2 separate regions of the Mus musculus genome follow, and region 2 is linked to region 1. A link is a loop called in an ENCODE intact Hi-C map of the cell type or tissue named here. Cell type or tissue: left cerebral cortex. All regions are shown on one strand. Region 1 holds the start of Slc30a1 (solute carrier family 30 (zinc transporter), member 1). Region 2 overlaps Rcor3 (REST corepressor 3).

What was found. A loop is a pair of places that touch in the nucleus more often than their neighbours do. Peaks named below come from ENCODE experiments on the same cell type or tissue, not always from the same donor. Only the 100,000 strongest peaks of a DNase experiment are listed, where the experiment ranks them.
Region 2: it touches region 1 in a loop (8-fold over the local background); 1 of 42 quality-filtered maps calls a loop at or near these places.

The regions. Positions count from the first base shown.
Region 1 is chr1:191,905,047-191,910,046 of GRCm38, reverse strand. Slc30a1 (solute carrier family 30 (zinc transporter), member 1) reads right to left here and starts at 3,266. Exons shown (of 2, transcript NM_009579.3): 1 at 2,434-3,266; 2 at 1-1,196. The coding sequence starts at 3,040. The coding sequence ends at 292. 1700034H15Rik (RIKEN cDNA 1700034H15 gene) reads left to right here and starts at 2,520. Exons shown (of 5, transcript NR_030669.1): 1 at 2,520-2,987. In left cerebral cortex, a CTCF peak has its summit at 2,389 (motif pointing right); DNase peaks (open chromatin) are centred at 2,426, 2,834, 3,357, 4,024 and 1 more place; H3K4me3 peaks cover 4,054 bases; H3K27ac peaks cover 1,300 bases.
Region 2 is chr1:192,128,115-192,133,114 of GRCm38, reverse strand. It overlaps Rcor3 (REST corepressor 3), which reads left to right. Exons shown (of 12, transcript NM_001346740.1): 3 at 2,655-2,732. Among named protein-coding and RNA genes, the nearest start is that of Gm10516, 6.3 kb to the left of the region's middle. In left cerebral cortex, no CTCF peak of the experiment used is centred here; no DNase peak of the experiment used is centred here.

The DNA.
Region 1 (5,000 bases):
TTTCATTATGTCATATAAGATTTATACTTACTTTAAACAAAAATGTAACATAGTGTTAAAACTGGCTTTCAAACGTGTTCCAGCATAGCTGCACTATGCACTAAGAATCACAAGGCTGCAATGTAGCACTCTCTATTAGGCAGTTCCATTATGTTCTTACAAAAATAGAATTAAACTGTGCGACCAGACAAGGACTTCAATTACACTACTTGGCAAACTTAGTATTTCAATGGAGTCTATTTTCTCTTGCAGTTTAAAAGCAAAAGTCAAATATCACATCTTTTTCAAGACTCACAAAGATGATTCGGGCTGTTTGTTTGGCACGTTTTTAATCTCTATCACCACAGCAGGGAGACTGCCTTCAGCTTTAGTCCTCCTGGCCTTCTTCTCTAGATTCTCACTGAGTTCTAAACAAGAAATGCTAACTGTTGGCGCCTTCTCTGCATCCTTCCCAGAATGCACCTGTGGCCGTGTCCCGCAGCACTGCTTCAGGGCACACTGAGTTCTGCAGGCGAGCTCACACGGGAGCACACTTGACTTAGAGCCGACGCTAGCGAATTCAGGCTGGATGGTGGTAGCGTGGATTCCATGATTATGAAAGACATCTTTAATGGTCTTGGCCACCTGCATGTAGGAAGCGGGGTCCTCACATTTTATGTGGGCAGTGGCGATGATCCTGCTTCCCGCCAGCTGCCAGACATGTAGCTCATGGACTTCCTCAACGCCGTCAACGTCTCGAAGCTCTTTCACCAAGTGTTTGATATCGATTTGCTTAGGGACAGTTTGTAGAAGAATGAGAGCAGACTCCTTGAGCAATGGGTAAGTCGTGTACAGAAGTATACAAACCATTATAATACAAAGGGTTGGGTCTAGGTAGAGCACCCAGCATGGGCCAGCGTCACGCATCGGGGCCTGGGTGCTGTTAATTATCTCTACAGACGATTTGCAGGGATCAGGAAAACACGGGTTCGTACAAAAGTCGTCTTCAGTACAACCCTTCCAGTTAAAGTAAAAGACCAAGGCATTCACGACCACGATCACGGAGCCCAAGGCATCTCCAAGGACGTGCAGAAACACTCCTCGCATATTCAGCTGCCCAGCCCTGTTGTCTTCCGCTTCCAGATTGTCAGACTCCTGGATGAGATTCCCATTTACTTGTACATCCACTGGGTCATCACTTCTCAATTTTTCTGGCTCTACAACAAAACAATACAATTTTCACTAAGCACATTTAAAGTGTCCACAGAAACATCTTGTCTGGCAGTGAGTGAGTTTAAACTTGTTTCATAAAGCTGTGACAATGACAGTGTGCTGAGAGCAACCCACAGTGAGCTAGCCCTGGGTCCCGCCAGTACCCAACAGCGGAGAGTCCACTGTGTCACTGGGCTACTGCTCCTTGTTCCTTCCCACCTCTCACCTGCCCTCACTGCTGGGATGGGGTCGTGTAAACACTGCGTCACCTCTCTGAAACATACAAGAGAAACAAAACTCTAGGCAATCAGTAAGCATCACTGAAGGGATGTCCTCTGACAGGAACAAACCTGATGTGAGGGTCTCTGTCAGTGGCACTAGACAGACTGAGAAAAGCAGCTCTAACGTAAAATCATCGTCAAGAACATAAAACATAGCGTCTTTGTAGAAGGGTTCACAAACTGACAAATCAACAACCTGGGTCTATTGCTGGGGGTGCAGGCCTTGACCCCAGAGAGACATGCAGGAGGTAATCTGTGAGTTTGAGGCCGGCCTGTCCTACAGAGTGAGTTCCAGGACAGCCAGGGCTATCCTGAGAAACCCGTCTAGAGGAACCAAAAACAAACCAACAAAACAACCTGAAGCTATCAACAAAGTTGGAAGTCAACAATCACTAAGTAACCTGAAAGTTCCCGTCAGAGGGCACACCTGAGGAGCTTCTCTTTCTCCTTTCCCACGCACCACCTGAACTTCCAAACATGTTCCTATGCATTGGAGAAGGTAAGCTGCCTCCGTAAGTAACCTAACCAGATACAAGTGGCAAGAAAAACTGGAAGATACACACAATGTTAACATCGAGGGTGGTAGGTTCTTTCTCATTTCTTTTCAACACTTACCTTCCAAATTACCATCAAGCACACGTGCTCAAGATGAAAAACGCTCGTTAAAACCACGAGAGTAATACATCACCACTGGGTCGAGCACCATTATGCCAACCCGAGGAGGTGAGGGTGCAACGTGCCTTGGCAGGTCCCTAAACAGTGATTTTCCGGATTAGGTGGTCGGTTCAGGGAAACACACACTCCCGTTCACAAAGGCCGCCTTTAACCAGGGCCCACACACCCCCAGCACATCATTATCAAACTTGTTCAGTGGGCACGAAACCACCGCGCACCTGGGCGCGGGGCGTGGCACCCACCGCGGTCGCCAGGGGGCGCCTGTCCCGAACACTGTGGCGCTCACCTGCCTGGTCCGCCTTCAGCCCGTTGGAATTGCTGGTGTTGGCCACCAGCGTGTTGGTCTCCTCCTGGTCCGGCGCCCGGCCCGGCGGCGCGCCCGCCTCGACCCCCGCGCGGCCCGCCTTGCGCGCGCCCTTGGCGAGGTGGCCGTGGCCGTGGCCGTGCGAGTGGCCGTGGCCCGCGCCCTGGCCCTCGCCGCTGTGATGGTGGAACAGACAGAGCCCCAGCACGTTGACCAGCAGCCCCGCCACGCCGACGCTCAGCACCACGAGCGGCTGCTGCATCTCATGCGGCTCGATGAAGCGCTCGACGGCTTCCAGCAGGATGGCGAAGCACAGCCCCGTGAGGAAGATGGCGTTCACCAGTGCGCCCATCACCTCAGCGCGGATCCAGCCGAACGTGTTCTTCTGCGTGGCGTGAGTCCTCCGGGCGAAGCGCTCGGCCACCAGCGCCACTACGAGCGCCAGCACGTCCGACAGCATGTGGAAGGAGTCGGACAGCATGGCGAGCGACGCGGTCACCCGGCTCACCACCACCTCCAGCACCATGAACATGAAGGTCAGCAGCAGCATGCACAGCAGCCGGCCGCGGTTGCGGCCCCAGCAGCCCATGGCGGCGGCCTGAGGCTCGGCGCTGACGCGGGAACGGGAGCGGCGCTGTGGGGAAACCGCCGGCCGCGCAGCTACTCAAGCGCCGGCGCTCGGCTGGGCTGGCGAGGCGGAGGGCGCGGCGGGCCACTGCGTGCCGAGGGGCTGCCGAGCATCGGACCGAAGCGCTCGGGAGACGGCGTCCGCGGCGACTGCGCTCGGCCCGGAGGCGTCCGCCGTCTTCGCCCCCCCTCCTTTGCAGACGGTTTACAAAAAAACTTTGCTTTGCACTCGGAACCCCCGTTTTCACACGGACCCGAGCGTGACAAGGCCCCGGTGCCCCGCCCCCCAGGCCCGGCTCGCCTCCCCATTGGCCAGAGCTGCCTCACGACAGCCCCGGCGTCCCGCCCTTCCTCGGCCTCTATTGGCTAGCGCGGCGGAGGGGCGGGAGGGGGCGGGGCGCGGCCGCGGGAGCTGGGGGCGGGGCCTGTGCACTGGGGAGCCGGGCGTGGGCCGGGGGCCGCGGCCGGGTGCAGCGGCGGGCGGTACGGGGGAGGGTGGGCGCGGGCCGCGTGCAGCGGTGGGCAGGCGGCAGGGCGGTGGCGCCGAGCCCTGGGGCGCAGTGAGCAGTTGCCGCTTCCCGCGGTGCGGGTTCCGGGCCGCGGTTCCCCTTTGCCGGCCCGGCCGCCCCAGACTTTGATCCTGGGAGCTGGGTGCACGTGGGGGCGGCTGGGTGACAGGTCGGCGCCCAGGAGGGGCGGGGAGTGTGGGCTGTGCGGACGGCGGCGGGGGCGCGGCCGCGGCCGAGTGAGGAGCTGAGTTAGGAACTGGTTGCTAGCAGCACAACCTTAGCCTCAGGAACACTTTCCATCCAGGGGTCACCCGCACGGCCACCCCCCACCCCTCCCCAGGGCAACCGTGTGAAGTCAGCTTGTCGCTGACACTCTTAAAGTGTGGAGTGCTGACTTGGGGCGGGAGCCTGCTGCGTGACTTGGGCAAGTCACCTAATCTCGCTACACCTGTTTCTTCATCAATACAGGGAAGGGTTGGGCAAGTGGAACTCTTCTGCTTCCTTCTAGCTAAAATTCCAAGGCTCTGTGATTTCACACTATTTATAGGTTTTTAAACCTCCGAACCCTTGTGTGGGCTGTTTGGAGGGGGAGGGGCGACCAGAATACAAAAGAAGATGGTGGGGAGGCACGAGGAACCAAACACCCTTGCTGAGTTGGCTAAAACTCTATGGAGTTCGTCCTCCAAGCGAGAACAGTGGATGTGTGCACATCTATGTGGGTAAAGCCCCCCACACCCCAATGGAGGCTATAATCATCAGAGAGGCCTCTGTTGAGTCGCCAAACCTGCCTTTCGAAGGACCCTCTGGGTACCAGCTATTGCATTGAGATATTCATGGCCCACTGTGTTCTTTTGCATGAAAAAAATTTCCTTTTGGCTTTTCTGAACAGTTTCTGTGAGTAAACCCTGGCTGTGCTGGAACTCCCTCTTTAGACCAGGCTGTCCTTGAACTCAGAGATACAGCTGCTTCTGCCTTCTGAGTGCTGGGATTAAGGTGTTCGCCACCACCGCTCAGCGGAAAATCCTATTCCAAGATTGCCTCTCACTTTGTACACCTTGTTCTCATCCCAGCACCCAGACTGGAAAGCTAGGCGGGTAAGAGAATAAATAGAACCTGGTGACGGACTGGGTATTGGGCGGCAAGAGAGCTAAAGGGGAGGATTAACAGGTATGTTTCGAAGCCGGTGAGGGAAATCCTGCCTTAAGTGGCATTTCTTGGGAAATGGGAAAACAGTGAAATCCACTTTGAGATGCTGAATTTGAATAAGCATGATAGCAGGGCTTAGATTGGACTCTGGAACTCCAGTAGTCACCCCATGCGCACAAAGTGGGAAGCACAGCTTCAAACTTTCTCCCAGCCTGCCTATATAGAAGTCTAAATTTGGAAGGCACTTAAAGTATCCTTAAGTCACTG
Region 2 (5,000 bases), 220 kb before region 1:
TTCTAGGTTCAGTGAGAGATCCTGTTTTTTGTTTTGTTTGTTTTGAATTTTTCTTTCTTTCTTTTTCTTTTTTCTTAAGAGTCGGGTGTGGTGGTGCTTGCCTTTGATACCCACAGAGGCAGGCAAACTCTTATTAGTTTGAAGCCAACTTGGTGTACATAGTGATAGTTCTAGGGCTACATGAAGAGACCATGTCTCAAAAAATAAATAAAACTACAGGGATAGGACAAGTAGGAGAAGATGTCCTATGTGATCCGGGACCAACACATGATTTGTGTATCCACATTACAGGCACACACATGTGCACACACATGCATATACTACAGACAATTTACTCATGCTTCTATGTCACGAGGAAAGCCTTTACCCCCTATTTGAAGATACTATACCAATACTACAGGACCTAGTTTATAAACAGTTTTTAAGTGGTTAGAGCATCTTAGTCTCAGGATCTAAATTCTCAGTGTATTTGTTCACAAAGTCCTGGGTTTTAATGTCTCAGAGGGAGTCTTTAAAAGCTCTAGTTGCTGGTTTTGTACCTGAGTCCTACCTCATTTTTCCCATCTCGTATCTTAGTGGTTGATTGTCCTGGATGTGTACATTATCAACTTAGCAACTTCATTTTTGAAAAGCACTAAAGTAGTTATTCCATCTCTATTACTATAGATGAGGGAAACTGAGGCACAAGAGGCGATCTTCAGGGTGGCACACTTGCTGCAACTGGGAGTCTGAAACTATACTCTTAACGCAGTACCCTAAAGTAACTCTTTCCTGTAAAAATTTATTTCTTGGGCCTAGTTGATGTATGATTGAAAAGGTTGGGGTTCATAATTAGGAAAAGAACATTGTGAAATGCCTAATTGAGCATTCTCTGTTTTAAGGCCAATTAGATAAATACTTATATCATCCCACATTAGAGGAATAGTTAGTGTCCTAAACGTTGACACTGGTTTCTGTCTCATACTAGATCCTTAATTACAATATTGAAAATTTGGGGCAGTAATATCTGGTATTTTAGATGGAGAAAAAACAATGCCTACTTAAGAGGAGATATGCAATGAGGCAGCAGACTTCCTGTGATTCAAGAATGAGGTCCATGGGCTGAAGGGATGGCTTAGTGGAGACAGAAGATTGCCAACAAGCGTGGGCTCTATCCCTGGGACTCATACATGTACACAACATATACTAACATGAAAAATGTTCTTAAAGAATGGGGAGCAAGAAATTACATTCCCTTGTTATGAAGTACTATTAAAGTATAAGACTTAATGAAGCTTTTATTTGCTGTGTCATGTTTTATTAAGAAAGATTTTAATAATCTTACTGTCACAATTCATTGAGTAAAAAGAATCTGTTCCTTGATATAATTGAAGTTAAGATATTTACTTGAATATACATTTGAATATCACGTTTTTCTAAGGTAAAAGCTTCTGACCAGCTTAGATAGAATGCATTTCACTTCTGTTGAATAACTTGACTTTTGTGTTTATAAGGTGTTTTGTTTTGTTTTGTTACCTGACAGGCCCATGACAAGAAATTAAATGTCTTAACATTGAAAATGTTTTGTTTTTTTGGTTTGTTTGGGATTTTGTTGCTTGCTTGGTTGAAAGATTTTCACTAAACACTTACTGCACAAGCCTGCTTCAAACTTTAGCTCTTTCTGCGGCACCCTCTGCTCCCGAGTATATCACATACCCTGCTGATACTGAAGTGGAATTAGTATGATTCTTCCAACTAACATTACTTACTAGACATTTAATAGTAATATTTGATGCTTCTCCAAAAGTTAAGTATGAATAATATTAAATTATTGACCCATAAGTAACTTCTCTGTGTGGAAATTGTAGTAAGGAATGTTCTCCACTCCAAATACCTTATAATAATCACAGATTAACCTCAGATTTCTACTAATATTTTATGTGACTAATTTGAAATTCTGACTGCTAGTGGTAAGTAATATCTACCTGGTGAAAATCAACTGTTTTAAAACATGGCAGCAATACTTAATATGTTGCTAGTTTTAACTAACTTGTAGCTAAGGATTGGGTGGAAGCCAGAAAAGTCTCCTGCATAATGAGGTGTCTAGAAGCCTATAGTGAGTGGTCCTGGCCTCAATGTATGGGCTTTCCTCCATCCAGACCATTTCAGCTTATAGTAGTGAAGCTTAATGTTATGGACTTTATAGTTTATAACATGAGAAATACACAGGAAAGGACAGTATTCTTCCAGATTTAGCCAGATCATATGAACAAGAAATTGTGTTAACTTTTATGCCTTTAAAAGGAAGGCTGGCAGACTTAGGAATAAGGTAAAATACAAGCCATGAAGGGAGACGATAGCAGTTTGACCCGTGTACACAACACCGTGTAAGTGTTCTGTAGGGTCAGTTTTGCATGGTGATCCCTAAGTAGCACACAGGAGGTCAGAGGTCAGATGAGACTGTCACCGTCAGGTGACAGGAGTGTGTGCTTCAGGAAGTTTTTCCAGTGGTAGCAGGTCTGCTACAATGTTTCGCTCATCTTACATAAGTCTTTTGTGAAATCTGTTTTCCTGTGTGTTCTTTGCAGGTATTGTACTAAAACAAAATGTTGCTTATGTTTAGTTGGGATATAAGTAAAAGGCTATCCTATTCAAAATAATTAATTTTTCCTCAGGTGCTACCAAGTACACAGATAAAGACAATGGAGGCATGCTTGTGTGGTCTCCTTATCACAGTATCCCAGATGCCAAATGTAAGTTTTTTTTCTGAGATCTAATGTTACCATCAGTAAGAAATCAGCCTGTTCAAAGTGTAATTTACATTTGTCTTTTAGTCTTTTAGGTTTGCTAAGAACTGAATTAGCTTTGTTTCCTTTTTTTTTTTTTTTTAATGGAAACCTTCGCTGTGTTAGAATGTTTTTCCTTTTGAAAGATAGTGAAATTGATCATTTCAGTTTGTGTCAGGCCCATGAAGAATGCAAAAACCTAGGATCTGATGGCTTTGGTGCTTAAATCCTCAAGCAGGGGAGGGAATTACTATGTAGACATCTGCACAGGCTTTTCCTCAGTCTATGGAGCAGTAAGAGAAATGCCGCCAGACTCCAGAGAGCCCACTCTCATTCCCATTTTAAAGAGGAGAGGTGAGAGAGCTGACTTCAGCAGCCATCAGGCCATCTGGTGCTCTCCATTTCTGCACAGAGACCTTCTGGACCCTTGACCATGCACTTCTTGAATCATGGTGTGGCTTTAGACTTCAGTGTGATGTAGCGGACCCGAATCCTTTGCGGCACATCAGATATAGGAAACATACAGGTAACAACACTAAGACCCCCACCCCTCCATTCAGCTATCAAATTTATTAAATAACAACAGCAGCTACACTGAACAGTCATTCTAGCATACATAAAATAAGGTTTTCTTTAACAGTATTTCCTAGGATCTTATGAGCTTATGTCTTGTTATGATTTATTTAGTCTTGAGAAAAATAGCCATGTCCTATCTATCCTGTGCATAGAGTCTAATCAGGCCAATCGATGCAATTAAGAGCTAAAAACTGAAAAGTGATATGTGTCTGGGTACCTAGTAATCTTCCTAACTTAAAGGCTTTAGTGTAGTAGGTGAAACTTCACCTGCTGATAAGCTAGGGATCCTGTGACCTGGAGGCATTCAATAAGAAATATGTACCTAGAGCCTGAAAGATGTGGCTTTCACAGGTTTGCTCATTATTATTATATATTAAATAAAGAGGTTTTCAATCATAAGTTGAGCATCAGAGCATTGTGTAATTTTGATGTTTGATACAATGGTGCATTTTTAACAAAGTAAAAAACTAAATGCAAAAAGCTAACATGCCCGTTAGGATGGTATCCATGGGGCTGTCCACCATTAGAGTGATGTCCACATGGGCTGCACAAAGCTGGTCTGAGGCAGTGATCAACCCTGGTTATGCTCTGTTAGAGACTCATAAGGAACTTTTCAAAGTATTGGCGTCTAATCTGATCCACATCTTAGAGACAATGCCTGTACACCTTAAAGCTTCGGTCATGGTTCTAGTGCCCAGTCAGAGCTGAGACCACTTCTGTTCAATGGGGTTCCTTAATTTGCTATCTAAAGGTCTGTAATGTGTGTTTGTTATATTTAACCAGAATCTTTCTAGGTCTGTAGTGTATGTAAATGGATTCTAAGTAAATATAGCGCTTGGATTTTCTGTACTCCTGAGCATTTTCCGTGTGTTAACTCATTTAACCATGAGAGACTGTATTGTTTTTATCACGAATTTAGAGCAGGAAACTAAGGAACAAAAGCTCAAATTACTCCACCAAAGTTAAAAGTGTGAGTAACGAACAGAAAAGCAAGTCCATGTAGATAGAACTTATTCCGGGATCAGAATTCTTAAATTTCTCCTTCTCAGAAATATGCTTAAAGGAATAACTACATATACACACGTGTAATAAATAATTTTTAAAGGATAAAGACATGACTATGGACAGCACATAAAAGTGAATCCTGAAGGTAACAGACTGCTTAGTAATGAGGCCTTGAAGTAGCTGGCAGGCACATGGTTATTAAAGCTGCTTATCTGAATTACTGCGATGGTGTAGTTACATGTGGGAGATAAGTGAAAACAGGATGTCTAAGCTCATAAAGACGCAGAAGAGCTGGAAGAACATCGACGCGTGCTCAGCGTGCCGCTCTTCCATGTAGCCTGCAGAATTTATAAACATGAGAAGGGCATGTTACACAGCCAAGTGTCTCAAGTGATCAATACTCAGGGCTGACCTCAGTGTTTTACCGTGTGATGAGGTTTCAGCGCCTCCGTCCGCGTGGGTGATCGCCAACATACAGAAATAACTGGAGTAATGTTACTCAATTTACCAATAATTGTTCCATATGTGTTCATAGGGTTAACAGGTTAGATGAGACTTTAAGCTGAGTGAAGAGCCACAGATTATAAGTCTCCTTTAGTAACAGCTCATGGATCATATTGGCTATTTTTTTACTCAGAATAGTAAACTATTTTA